2 separate regions of the Homo sapiens genome follow, and region 2 is linked to region 1. Evidence: read pairs that join two places in POLR2A ChIA-PET (ENCODE). Cell type or tissue: PC-9. All regions are shown on one strand. Links, peaks and the distances in the headings refer to the core of each region. The heading gives the core; the rest is flanking DNA. Region 1 overlaps RAC1 (Rac family small GTPase 1). Region 2 overlaps CYTH3 (cytohesin 3).

Evidence for each region. Peaks named below come from ENCODE experiments on the same cell type or tissue, not always from the same donor. Only the 100,000 strongest peaks of a DNase experiment are listed, where the experiment ranks them.
Region 2: POLR2A ChIA-PET joins it to region 1 with 5 read pairs; 6 of 35 experiments call an interaction of 5 or more read pairs at or near these places.

What each region holds. Positions count from the first base shown.
Region 1 is chr7:6,384,271-6,388,977 of GRCh38, forward strand. It overlaps RAC1 (Rac family small GTPase 1), which reads left to right. Exons shown (of 6, transcript NM_006908.5): 2 at 2,942-3,013. Among named protein-coding and RNA genes, the nearest start is that of RAC1, 12 kb to the left of the region's middle. In PC-9, for the core only: no CTCF peak of the experiment used is centred there; DNase peaks (open chromatin) are centred at 251, 1,291 and 1,737; H3K4me3 peaks cover 1,232 bases; H3K27ac peaks cover 2,500 bases.
Region 2 is chr7:6,249,634-6,256,604 of GRCh38, forward strand. The region is part of intron 1 of CYTH3 (cytohesin 3); the gene reads right to left. Among named protein-coding and RNA genes, the nearest start is that of CYTH3, 20 kb to the right of the region's middle. RefSeq lists an enhancer at 893-1,052. In PC-9, for the core only: no CTCF peak of the experiment used is centred there; no DNase peak of the experiment used is centred there.

The DNA of each region.
Region 1 (4,707 bases), core at 1-2,500:
ATGGCTCCTGGACTGTAGCAACAGCTTCCATGTGTGTCTGCCTTGACTGAGTCCCTGGCGTCCTCAGGCTTCCTGCCACACTGCAGTTGGAGGCTTCTTCTAAAATCCAGTGCTTTCTGGGCAATTTAAAACCTGTGACTTTCCAAGTAGGATCTAGTCCCCATGTCCTTAACAAGAAGAGGTAACGTATTTCCCTATGCCACTGCCCACTTATTTTTTTATTGTTGAGATGGGATCGTGCTTTGTCACCTAGGCTGGGTGGAGTGGTGTGATCACAGCTCACTGCTGCCCTGAATTCCTGGGCTGAAGGGATCCTCTTGCTTCAGCCTCCTGAGTAGCTGGGACTACAGGCAAGAGCCACCACTTATTTTTGAATTTTTTGTGGAAACAAGGTCTCCCTATGTTGCCCAGGCTGGTCTTGAACTCCTGGGCTCAGCGATCCTCCCACCTCAGGCCCCTGTGCTGGGATTATAGCCTCCTGTGCTGGGATTACAGGCCTAAGCCACTGCACCAGGCTTTTATTTTTTAATTTAAAAAAATTTATTTTTTTGAGACAGGGTCTCACTTTGTCCCTCAGACTGGATGCACTGGTGCAATCTTGTTTCACTGCAGCCTTGACCTCCCTCCTGGGTTCAAGTGATCCTCGTGCCTCAGCCCCCCAAGTAGCTGAGACTACTGCTGCACACCGCCACACCCACCTAATTTTTGTATTTTTAGTAGAGAACGGGTTTCTCCATGTTGGCCCAGCTGGTCTTGAACTCCTGGGCTCAAGCGATCCACCCACCTCAGCCTCCCAAAGTGCTAGGATTACAGGCATGAGCCACCATGCCTGGCCTAAAAATATTTTTTTCAGCTCTAGAAATGTTAGCTCTTTTGCTGTACATTTCCAGAGCTGCTTTAATAATGACAGTTATCACACGCATAATTTCATGTGATGATTGCATTCTTAATTTTTAAATTTAACAACTGCACTTACTTCATGAGGTCTTGTTCATTGATACATCTTTAGCACCTAGTGTGCTTCTGGTGTAGCACACGGTTGATATAAATTGAAATTGAATTAATGCTCACAGTAGTTTGGGGATGGAGCTGGTAGTTCTGCATTAATTTTGCAGGTGAAAAAAAAAGGCATGAGGAAGTTGAAACTTGCCAAAAAATACAGCCAGTACGTGCTAGAATTGGCCCTGGGTCTCAAATCTGGGCTTCTGACTCCAAAGCTTAGGCTCCTGCTCATACAGGTTTATTTTCACATTCTAAGCTTTTAACGAAATGTATGTCCAATGAGTCATTTCTGTTTAGAAAGCCTTTAGGAGTTGGAAGCTACTTCCTGGTGATGTAATGTTTGACTCTCTAAAGTCTTTGGAATGGGGAGTTCCAACTTTTGTTAAGCCCTCAATAATGTCATGAGTGAATGAATATTGGCAAGACTGGCTGGGCCTGTAATCTGCCTTGAGTGTGAGGGAAAATGGAAAAGCGCTTAACTTTATGGTGAATTCTAATTTATAGTAGTTGAGATTGAACGACAAAAATCTTAAAATTATGATGCTGATGTGTCATTGTGACCTTGGTAAACTGACAGCACAGCAGAGAGAAGGGCTCATTAAGGAGAGCACTTGGCTAACTGAACCCTCAGGATGCCAGAGACTTGAATTCTCATGTAAGCCCTTAAGCTTGCCTTGTCAATGCTGTAAAAATTGGAGACCTTTATGTTTTGCTAATGATGTGGTGACCTTAGTTATTAGGTGATAGCCTCTTGAAAAACATTCCAGGTGGTTGGGAGACTTTCAGCCACCACTCTTCTGCCTGGCGGCACACTGGTAATATTAGGATTAGTCTCTACCCATTGCCAGTTGTGCAGGTGGTGCTCCTTTCTCTGAAGTATTTCTACACACTTCTCTGTTTGGCAAGTTTAACTCCCATCGTCTCTGAGCTGTTAATTAAATGTCTGGGATGTATTGTGATAGTCCCTGCTTATAGACTTATGGTGCTGTGTGAGGATTGGGGCTGGGGGAGGTGGCATTTAAATACAGCTGAATCAATGTGATGGCAGTTACGTGTGGTAGTTTATTGACTAAGCACTTTCTCTCAAGAGAACAGTCATTGCTGATTGCCATAGGGGAGGCTGTAGGGATGTGGTGGGATTTTGAGCTGTCCCACTTAAGGCAGCAGAATAAGTTACTTAAAGAGGAAGGCTGTGTTTGTATATTAGTGTTAATTAAAATACCTTTAGGCTGGGTGTGGTGGCTCCAGCCTGTAATCCCAGCACTTTGGGAGGTCCAGGTGGGCGGATCACTTGAGGTCAGGAGTTCGAGACCAGCCTGGCCAACATGGCGAAAACCCATCTCTACTAAAAATACAAAAAAATTATCCAGGCGTGGTGGTGGACAGCTGTAATCCCAGCTACTTGGGAGGCTGAGGCAGGAGAATCGCTTGAACCTGGGAGGCAGAGGTTGCAGTGAGCCAAGATGGTGCCTCTGCACTGCACTCCAGCTGGGGCGACAGCACGAGACTCGGTCTCAAAAAAAAAAAAAAAAGAAAAAAAAGAAAAAAAGAAAATATCTTCAGGATCAAACTTAAGATTCTTGATGAGAGGCTCTACAGATGTTCACAGAAGAGACGTGAAGTTTTAAAATCTTGTTTCTCTTGAGTCTTGTAGCTAGGTGACAACTGTTTCTTGACTATTAATGCTAACACCGGGTACCTAAACAGAATGTGATGGCTCCTGACTCTATCTTTCTGAGAAATTCTAGTTTGTTTACTTTAAATTTCAGGGTACCAATGTGTATGTGGTGATAAAGGGTTATAGAAAACATTTTCTTTAATGCTAAGTATGTGATGTATATGCCTTGATTTTTTTTCTCTAGAAATTATTTTAACTTAATAGTGAAAGCTAAGATTACATTCATGTTGACTAAGCAACCTTTTTTCTCTTTCTCTTTAGAGCTGTAGGTAAAACTTGCCTACTGATCAGTTACACAACCAATGCATTTCCTGGAGAATATATCCCTACTGTGTAAGTATCTTAAATTGGGAATTAACCTGTTTGTGTTACGGGTTTCACATTTCTTTGACCATTTGTTTTGCTGTAAAGCCATCTTTAATCCTCATATGAACAGATACTAATTTTTTCTTAAACATTCACTGAAACCTAATTATAAGGTATATTAGGCTTTTAAAAAATAGGGCTGGGGGTGGTGATCTCAGCACTTTGGGAGACTGAGGCGGGTGGATCAACTGAGGGTCAGGAGTTCGAGACCAGCATGGTCAACGTGATGAAACCCCATCTCTACTAAAAATACAAAAAATTAGCCAGGTGTGGTGGCGGGTGCCTGTAATCCCACATACTTGGGAGGCTGAGGCAGGAGAATCACTCGAACCGTGGAGGCGGAGGTTGCAGTGAGCCAAGATCACGCCACTGCACTCCAGCCTGGGCAATGAGAGCGAAACTCCATCTCAAAAGAAAAAAAAAAAAGAAACTTAGGGTAATATAAACTTTTCACAACTTTGCTAGTTGATTTTTAGACATCCAGAAAGCAAACTTTAACTGTCTGTGAGGTACAGAGACTGGATGATGTTAAAGAAAACCATAGTTGGACACAAGAACTCTGACCAAAAGTCTGATCAGAAACAGTCCTTGTCAGTGCACGAGTTTCAGATACACTGGCTTTCTGGGAACTGGAAAGGGAAAGATTCCATTACGTTTTAATTGGCCTTTTCTGATAAGTCATCAGTTGGTTACATGTCCGCATTGAGGTGTAGGGCTTTGGAATTGAAACTTGGGTGTGTGTGTTGAAGGGGGAATGGGAGGGTGGAATTGGCTATTGAATTGCTTACTCCCTATAGGCAGCAGAATTGGGTGGAGACAGGAAAGTGCTGCTCTGGTGATGGGTTACCCGGGAGCGCACGTAGCTGAGCCTCATAATGCACCATCCTGCAGCTGCTGTGAGTCCTCCCTGTGCAGGCTGGGGAGGTGTCGCCTCCTCCCCACCTGTGTTCACCTCCTCAGGCACAACACACACCCAGGTGCTCTCTGAAGTGTCGTACCCATGTTTTTGTTGTTGTTGTTGTTGTTTTCCTTTTTTTTTTTTTTTTTTGGAGTTAGTCTCTCTCTCTTGCCCAGGATGGAGTGCTGTGATGCGATCTCAGCTCACTGCAGCGTCTGCCTCCTGGGTTCAAGTGATTCTCTGCCTCAGCCTCCCAGGTAGCTGTGATTACAGGCATACACCACCACACCTGGCTAATTTTTGTTTCTTTAGTAGAGACGGGTTTCACCATGTTGGCCAGGTTGGTCTCAAACTCCTGACCTCAGGTGATCTGCCCACTTCAGCCTCCCAAAGTGCTGGGATTACAGGCGTGAGCCACGGCACCCATTTTTTACTGTAAGTGGAATCATGCTGTCCCTGTTGTCCTAAATTTATGGGGGAGATTTTCCTTATCTACATATGTAGATAAAGGTTTAATCATTAATGATTAATGATTTTGAAGTACTATAACTGATTTAACCCACTGGTCACTTGGACTCTTGGTGTTAACAAACATTGCTGGGTTCAGTGTTGTCCCTTATGTCTTTGTGTACACTTGATAGATTATTAGAAGCAAAATCGTGCCAAATCAAAAGACAATGGATGTTTTAAATTTTGGTAGATACAGCTGGGCGTGATTGCTCACGCCTGTAATCCCAGCACTTTGGGAGGCCAAGACGGAAGG
Region 2 (6,971 bases), core at 3,941-6,440, 130 kb before region 1:
TAGGTTTCCCATTTGTAGTTTCCTTCCAAAAGTGTGTTACACTCTATCCTTTGCAAAAGGTCCCTTCCCAGGCTCTTTTTTCCCCACCTACGTTGAGATACAATTGACAACTAAAAATTGGATATATTCAAGGTGTACATCTCGATGTCTTGATTAAGGAGACACTGTGAAATGATGACCACAGTCAGGAAGATTAACATACCTCTCGCCTCACATAGTTACCTTGTGCTTGTGTAGTGAGAATACTTAAAATCACTCTGCAAATTTCAAGCATACAATACGTTATCTCTAACTGTAGTCACAGGGCTGTACATGAGGTCTCCAGAATTTATTCATCTTACAAATGCAAGACTGTACGCTTTGACCAACTTCTCCCCACTTGCCCCCCATCCCAGTCTCTTCCCTGTCATTTGTCGAGATTTTGGGGTGAACAGGGGATGGAAATTTGTTGTCCTATGTCCACCACTGGGATCACACTGGAATCCCCGAGAAGTAGACTCTTCACGCTTCTGTTAACAGATTTCAGTATGGCTCCCTTGGGGAATTCTGTTTCTTGAACCCACTATTGGTCTTCAGAGAGAGTAAAAACTTTCTACAGACAACATGATTCTACTCCAGATGCAACTGTTCATAAGATTATCAACTAAAGGATTTCAATAGCAAGGATTTGATGTGGTCCTTCAAATAATACGGGTTAAAATAAACTTCAACCTTTTCAATAGGAAGAAAACACAAGCAAACCTAAAAACCTTCAAGATAGCACACAGCCACAGATTCAACCATGTGACAGAGGTGAGCAAAACCTCTCTGACCACTCCCAACACTAAAACCAATCCAAGTCTCAGTTCCACCCACAGGAGAAGCACAGACACTGACACTGAATCGAGCTGCAACACGGATGAACCTGGGAAAATGACTCATGCCACAACATGGATGAACCTGCTGAGTGAAAAATGCCAAACACAGAAGACCACATATTCTATGATTCCATTTACGTGACATGTCCATGGAAACAAAAAGTCAATGAATGACTGCCAGGGGTTGCAGAGGAGGGGATGACAGCTAATGGGGCCCAGGTTCTTTTTGAAGTGATAAAAATGTTCTAAAATTAGATAGTGCTGATGGTCGCACAACTTTATGAATATACTAAAAGCCATTCAATTGTGTAATTTAAAAGGATGACTATAATGGCATGTGGATTATAGTGATTTCTAAAAAGAGAATAGGTGCTTTATTACCAAATACACTGAAGGTGCACAGTCCCTCGCTCCTGTAATATTTCACTGGATCAGAAATTACTTCAGAGCACAGGGTCTCTGCTACAACACAGAGCAGCAAACCAATCATACATAAATCTGAGAAGAGCCGGGCTCAGTGGCTCACGCCTGTAATCCCAGCACTTTGGGAGGCCAAGGCGGGTGGACTGAGGTCAGGAGTTCAAGACCAGCCTGGCCAACATGGTAAAACCCCATCTCCACTAAAAATAGAAAAATTAGCTGGACGTGGTGGCGGGCGCCTGTAGTCTCAGCTACTTCAGAAGTTGAAGCAGGAGAATCGCGTGAATCCAGGTGGCGGAGGTTGCAGTGAGCCGAGATCACGCCATTGCACTCCAGCCTGGGCAACAAGAGCGAAACACCGTCTCAAAAAAAATAAATAAAATAAAATAAATCTGAAAAGAAAGCTATCAGACTATTCTTTTTTTTTTTTTTCTTTAAAGGAGTAATAATGAGGCAGGAGAGAAGGAGGGGAGACATGTAGGAAGTTTCTTGAAGGGCTACAAAAGCGTTTCTTTCAGTGGGAGGCAGAAAATCAAAACGTGTGAGAAGCATGGAGACGGAACCCTCTCAGTGTAAAATAGGAAAGGATTCTTCAAAATACCGTTCATGGCGGCGCAGACAGAGCAGCAATCTGTGAAGGACCGCAAAATTCTCCGCCCTTAAATTTGTTCAGTAGTGCTCATATATTACATCCACTGAAGTGCCACTGGTTTATTATTTCCGTAAAGTTTAAACAGCCTTAAGACACTGAACAACATTTTTGTGCTGAATAATAAATATGTTTATGACTGATGCCCTGAACCACGGAAACGTAAAAAAGAGCTTCTAAAAATAGAGTACAGGACTTCAAAGAGGCCTGTCCATAAAATCAAATCTACAAAGAATAACTCAGATGGTTACCACAGAATCGCATGAGTTCTTCACAGGCACCATTGGTATTTAATAGTCCCCAAACAGGACGTCTGGCTACAATTACAAGAAATATGAGAAATCTGACCCCCTTAATGTGAAAAAAGAAAAACAAAATGCTTGAGATAAGTATGTGAAAATCACTAGTCTTATGATCATTACATTGATCATAAAAACCACTTTAAAACATAATTCATTTTCAGCTACAGGATGGTGATATGGACCTGGTCCTGTTAAGACAGAGCAGAAGATGCAAATCTTTTATAGAAATTACACTGAAACAGATAGGCAAATGTGGAATGTAGTTTGATTGAACTACTGATTCTGAATTTATTTGCTGTATGGTAAATGCATAAATTTGAGTACTACTGAACAAATTTAAGAGAAACTGGCTTTCTTTCACAGATCCTTGCTATCTCTATACCAGCATGAACATGAACAGTATTTTGAAGAATCTTTGCCCTATTTTACAAGAGGAGCGTTTAGTTCTCTGGGTTCTCATGCTTTACTATTTTCTGCCTCCAAGGAAAATAATGTGTCAGCCTCACATATACTCTCTGGTTACGTGGCGTGTACATAATTAAAAGGGAAAATTAAAATGCCTTCTAGACTAGTCACGAACAAAATTAATACTTTAGAATGGAATTTAAATCAGTCATCTGAAAGGGAGACTCCGAGACCCTGTTGCTATTTCTTGAATACTTTTAGAGGAGTGTCATTTTTTTTCCCACCCTGCCCTTTCCTTTATTGGCTTTTCATACAATGAGTTTGCTGTGCCCATCACCGGATACATGAACAACAACAAAAAAGCTACAGCTGGATCCTGTATTAGTCTCAGCTGCAGTTAAAGCTCTTTTTTTAAATCAATAGGAAAGTGTTGAGGGAGGGAAGAAGAAAAAGATGCATTCCTGAGAGATTTAAGGTTTAGTCTTCATCCAAGGATCTGACAGCAAAAGTATCTCTTGAAAATTATGTAAATATAGTTTGTCTTACTAAATTTTCCAATTGTTAAGTTCATTTCTTTATAAAACCATGGCCAAATATTAAAATAAAATCCTCACTATGTTAAGCCAGATAACTACCTCCGGATGGGTGTGAGTCTGAGAAACCACTGTGGATGCTTGTTCCAAATTTACCCACACACACATTCCACTGACATCTGAACCACTCCGTAACTCCTTCTGGTTACCAACTTAATCCACACTTACCAAAGAACAAGAAAAATGAATGTCACTTTTACCTTGAATCAAAATGATTTTTAACATATTTACAATTAAAAAATTAAAGAAACTGAAGCACTTATCAATTCTGCTTACACATGCAATCTAGTCTATAGGATGCAAATAATGATATTAGACAATAAGCCTGGACTCTTCAAAAAGGTGTCACGAAAACAATTTTTTTTTTTTTTTTTTGAGACAGAGTCATACTGTGTTCACCCAGGCTGGAGTGCACTGGCAGAACCTTGGCTCACTGCAACCTCTGCCTCCTGGGTTCAAGCAATTCTCGTGCCTCAGCTTGAGATTTCAGGTATGCAGCACCATGCCCAGTTAATTTTTTTGTATTTTTAGTAGAGATAGGGTTTCACCATGTTGGCCAGGCTGGTCTTGAACTCCTGGCCTCAAGTGATCCGCCTGCCTCGGCCTCTCAAAGTGCTGAAATTACCAGCCTGATCCATCGCACCCAGCCACCAAAACACATTTTAAAATTAAAAACAGCCGGGCACGGTGGCTCACGCCTGTAATCCCAACACTTTGGGAGGCCAAGGCGGGCAGATCACAAGGTCAGGAGTTTGAGACCAGCCTGGCCAATTTGATGAAACCCTATCTCTACTAAAAATACAAAAATTAGCCGGGCGTGGTAGTAGGCACCTGTAGTCCCAGCTACTGGGGAGGTTGAGGCAGGAGAATCACTTGAACCCGGGAGGCGGAAGTTGCAGTGAGCCGAGATCATGAGACTGCACTCCAGCCTGGGTGACAGAGTGAGATGCTGTCTCAAAAATAAAAATAAATAAATAAACAAAAGAGGCCAGGTGCAGTGGCAGGCACCTGTAATCCCAACTACTCGGGAGGGTGAGGCAGGAGAATCACTTGAACCCGGGAGGCAGCGGTTGCAGTGAGCCAAGATCATGCCACTGCACTCCAGCCTGGGTGACAGAGTGAGACTCTGTCTCAAAAATAAAAATAAATAAATAAAATAAAAAATAAAGAAAGGAGGCCAGGTGCAGTGGCAGGCACCTATAATCCCAACTACTCAGGAGGGTGAGGCAGGAGAATCACGTGAACCCGGGAGACGGAGGTTGAAGTGAGCTGAGAGATCGCACCACTGCACTCCAGCCCTGGCCACAGAGCAAGACTCCACCTCAAAAACAAACAAACAACAACAAAAATAAGACTGATAAAAGATAACTAAATAGAAGGTGTAAATCTTAATTAGAGCCTAGATAGGTTTAAAAAAAAAAGAAAGCTATAAAAACATTTTGGTAACAACTGGGGAAAGCAGAATGTGTACTATTTTGGAACAATATTATGGAATGACTGTTAGTTATCTTAAGAATGATAACGGCTGTAGTTATGTAGGAGAATGTCCTTAGAAGACGAGTGCTAAAGTATTTCTTTGAAAAGCGTTATGATGTTTGTAACTTTTTGAGACGGAGTCTCGTTCTGTCGTCTAGGCTGGAGTGCAGTGGCGTGATCTCAGCTCACTGCAACCTCCGCCTCCCAGGCTCAAGCTATTCTCATGCCTCAGCCTCCCAAGAAGCTGGGATTACAGGCGCATACCACAATGCTCGGCTAATTTTTTGTATTTTTAGTAGAGACAGGCTTTCACCATGTTGGCCAGGCTGGTCTCGAACTCCTGACCTCAAACAATCTGCGCACCTTGGCCTCCCAAAGTGCTGGGATTATAGGCGTGAGCCATCGCACCTGCCCATGTTTGTATCTTGCTTTCAAATGGGTTCAGTCACACACACACAAATTGTAATACAAAGACAGACAAGCAAATGTGGCCAAATGTTAGCAGCTGGTGAATTTAGGTGAAAGACATATAGGATTCATCGTACCATTCCTTCAACTTTTCTGTAGATTTGAACATTTTCAAAATACAAAGTTGGGAAGAAAAGATATAATAATCATATTGCCAATCATCAGTTATTCCTCAGCCCAAATAAAACAATTCTTCCAACTCACTCTACTCAGTATGTAAAGACAGGCAGGCCAGAGGCTTAACACACTGATGACTAACAGTTTTGAATGCCTACTATTACAATCGTCGAGATTTTTGATAAATTCTTCATATAAATAATTTCACTTCGGTTTTTTAACAGCTTAGGGAGATTAAGTAACTTACACAAAATCACAAGGCTAGAAATGACAGAGCTGCAGATATTTACTTAAAAATATGTCAATACCAAATATTTGTCAACACCAATCAGGCTCAAATGTTTAAACAAACTTATGTAAGCATACAGAAAGTATGAATACAAATTCTCAGAACCATTAACATTATAGATGACAATATTCTGCCTTGAACAAGGGGAATTACCCGAAATATCCTCAATGGCTGACCTGATATAGCAAACAGGGAAAAGTTCTGAAATCCTAATTCCTAGAGACCCCAAGGGAAAAGAGGGCCTCTCCAATCCCACAGGACTAAGACTATTTAGGAAGGAATGGCTACATAGTTATCTCCAGCATGATGCATCCCAACAGAGTCGGCCGTGAAGAAGCTGGGCTGAGGACCAGAAAGGCCCCCACCACAGCACTGCAGTAGTCCTGGGGGTCCAGCACCTCATCAAGATAGGGAGGGAGGGATATGTTGGGGACATCAGGAGAAAACAGCTTCTACTTCAAGTCTCTTATGAAATTAAGGACTTACAGACTCCCTATGTGGGGGAGACGCTCAGGTTAGTGTGACTACCCAAGTTTGACCTTTAATCTGTTTTTTTTTTTTTTTTTTTTTTTGAGATGGAATCTCCCTCTGTCACCCAGGCTGAAGTGCAGTGGCGCGATCTCTGCTCACTACAAGCTCCGCCTTCCAGGTTAACGCGATTCTCCTGCCTCAGCCTCCTGAGTAGCTGGGACTACAGGTGCCCGCCACTACGCCCAGCTAATTTTTTGTATTTTTAGTAGAGACAGGGTTTCACTGTGTTAGCCAGGATGGTCTCGATCTCCTGACCTCGTGATCCACCCACCTCGGCCTCCCAAAGTGCTGGGATTACAGGCATGAGCCATTGCGCCCGGCCAACCTTTAATCTGTTTAACCAAAGTTGAAATGGCCCTGTCAATAACTTTACAACTCTAAGGAAACAGCACTCCTGTAAAATCTGTTCTTGAAATTCCCAGTCACTGATCCAATCAACTACATTTCGTGATGGCTGAAACCAAGATAAAACCGCCTACAGCAAGTCCTGAGACTCGAGAACTTCTGCCGGGATATTCTCTCCAAAGGGAGTCACTGGCCACTGGTTCAGGCAGGGGGCCCTAGAGCACACTCCCATTTGTGGAACTCCCAGGCAGGCCTGCACCAAACCTCAAGGGGGCTGAAAGGACTAGGATAGTGGACTTCTCTCTGAAGACACAAATTCTTTGCTCCCCTTTACAGGTATAACAGAAATGGGAGATAAATGTTTTAGCGCAGAACTTAACAAGACTTCTGAAGTAGATGGTCTTCATTACCTTTAGATGCAAGACAGTCCGCTCTTCACCAGAATCATAATAGGTAATACTTGACAGGAAGACATGCAAAGAGAGAAGCCCCCAGACTCCTCTCCTGAGAAGGAAAAAG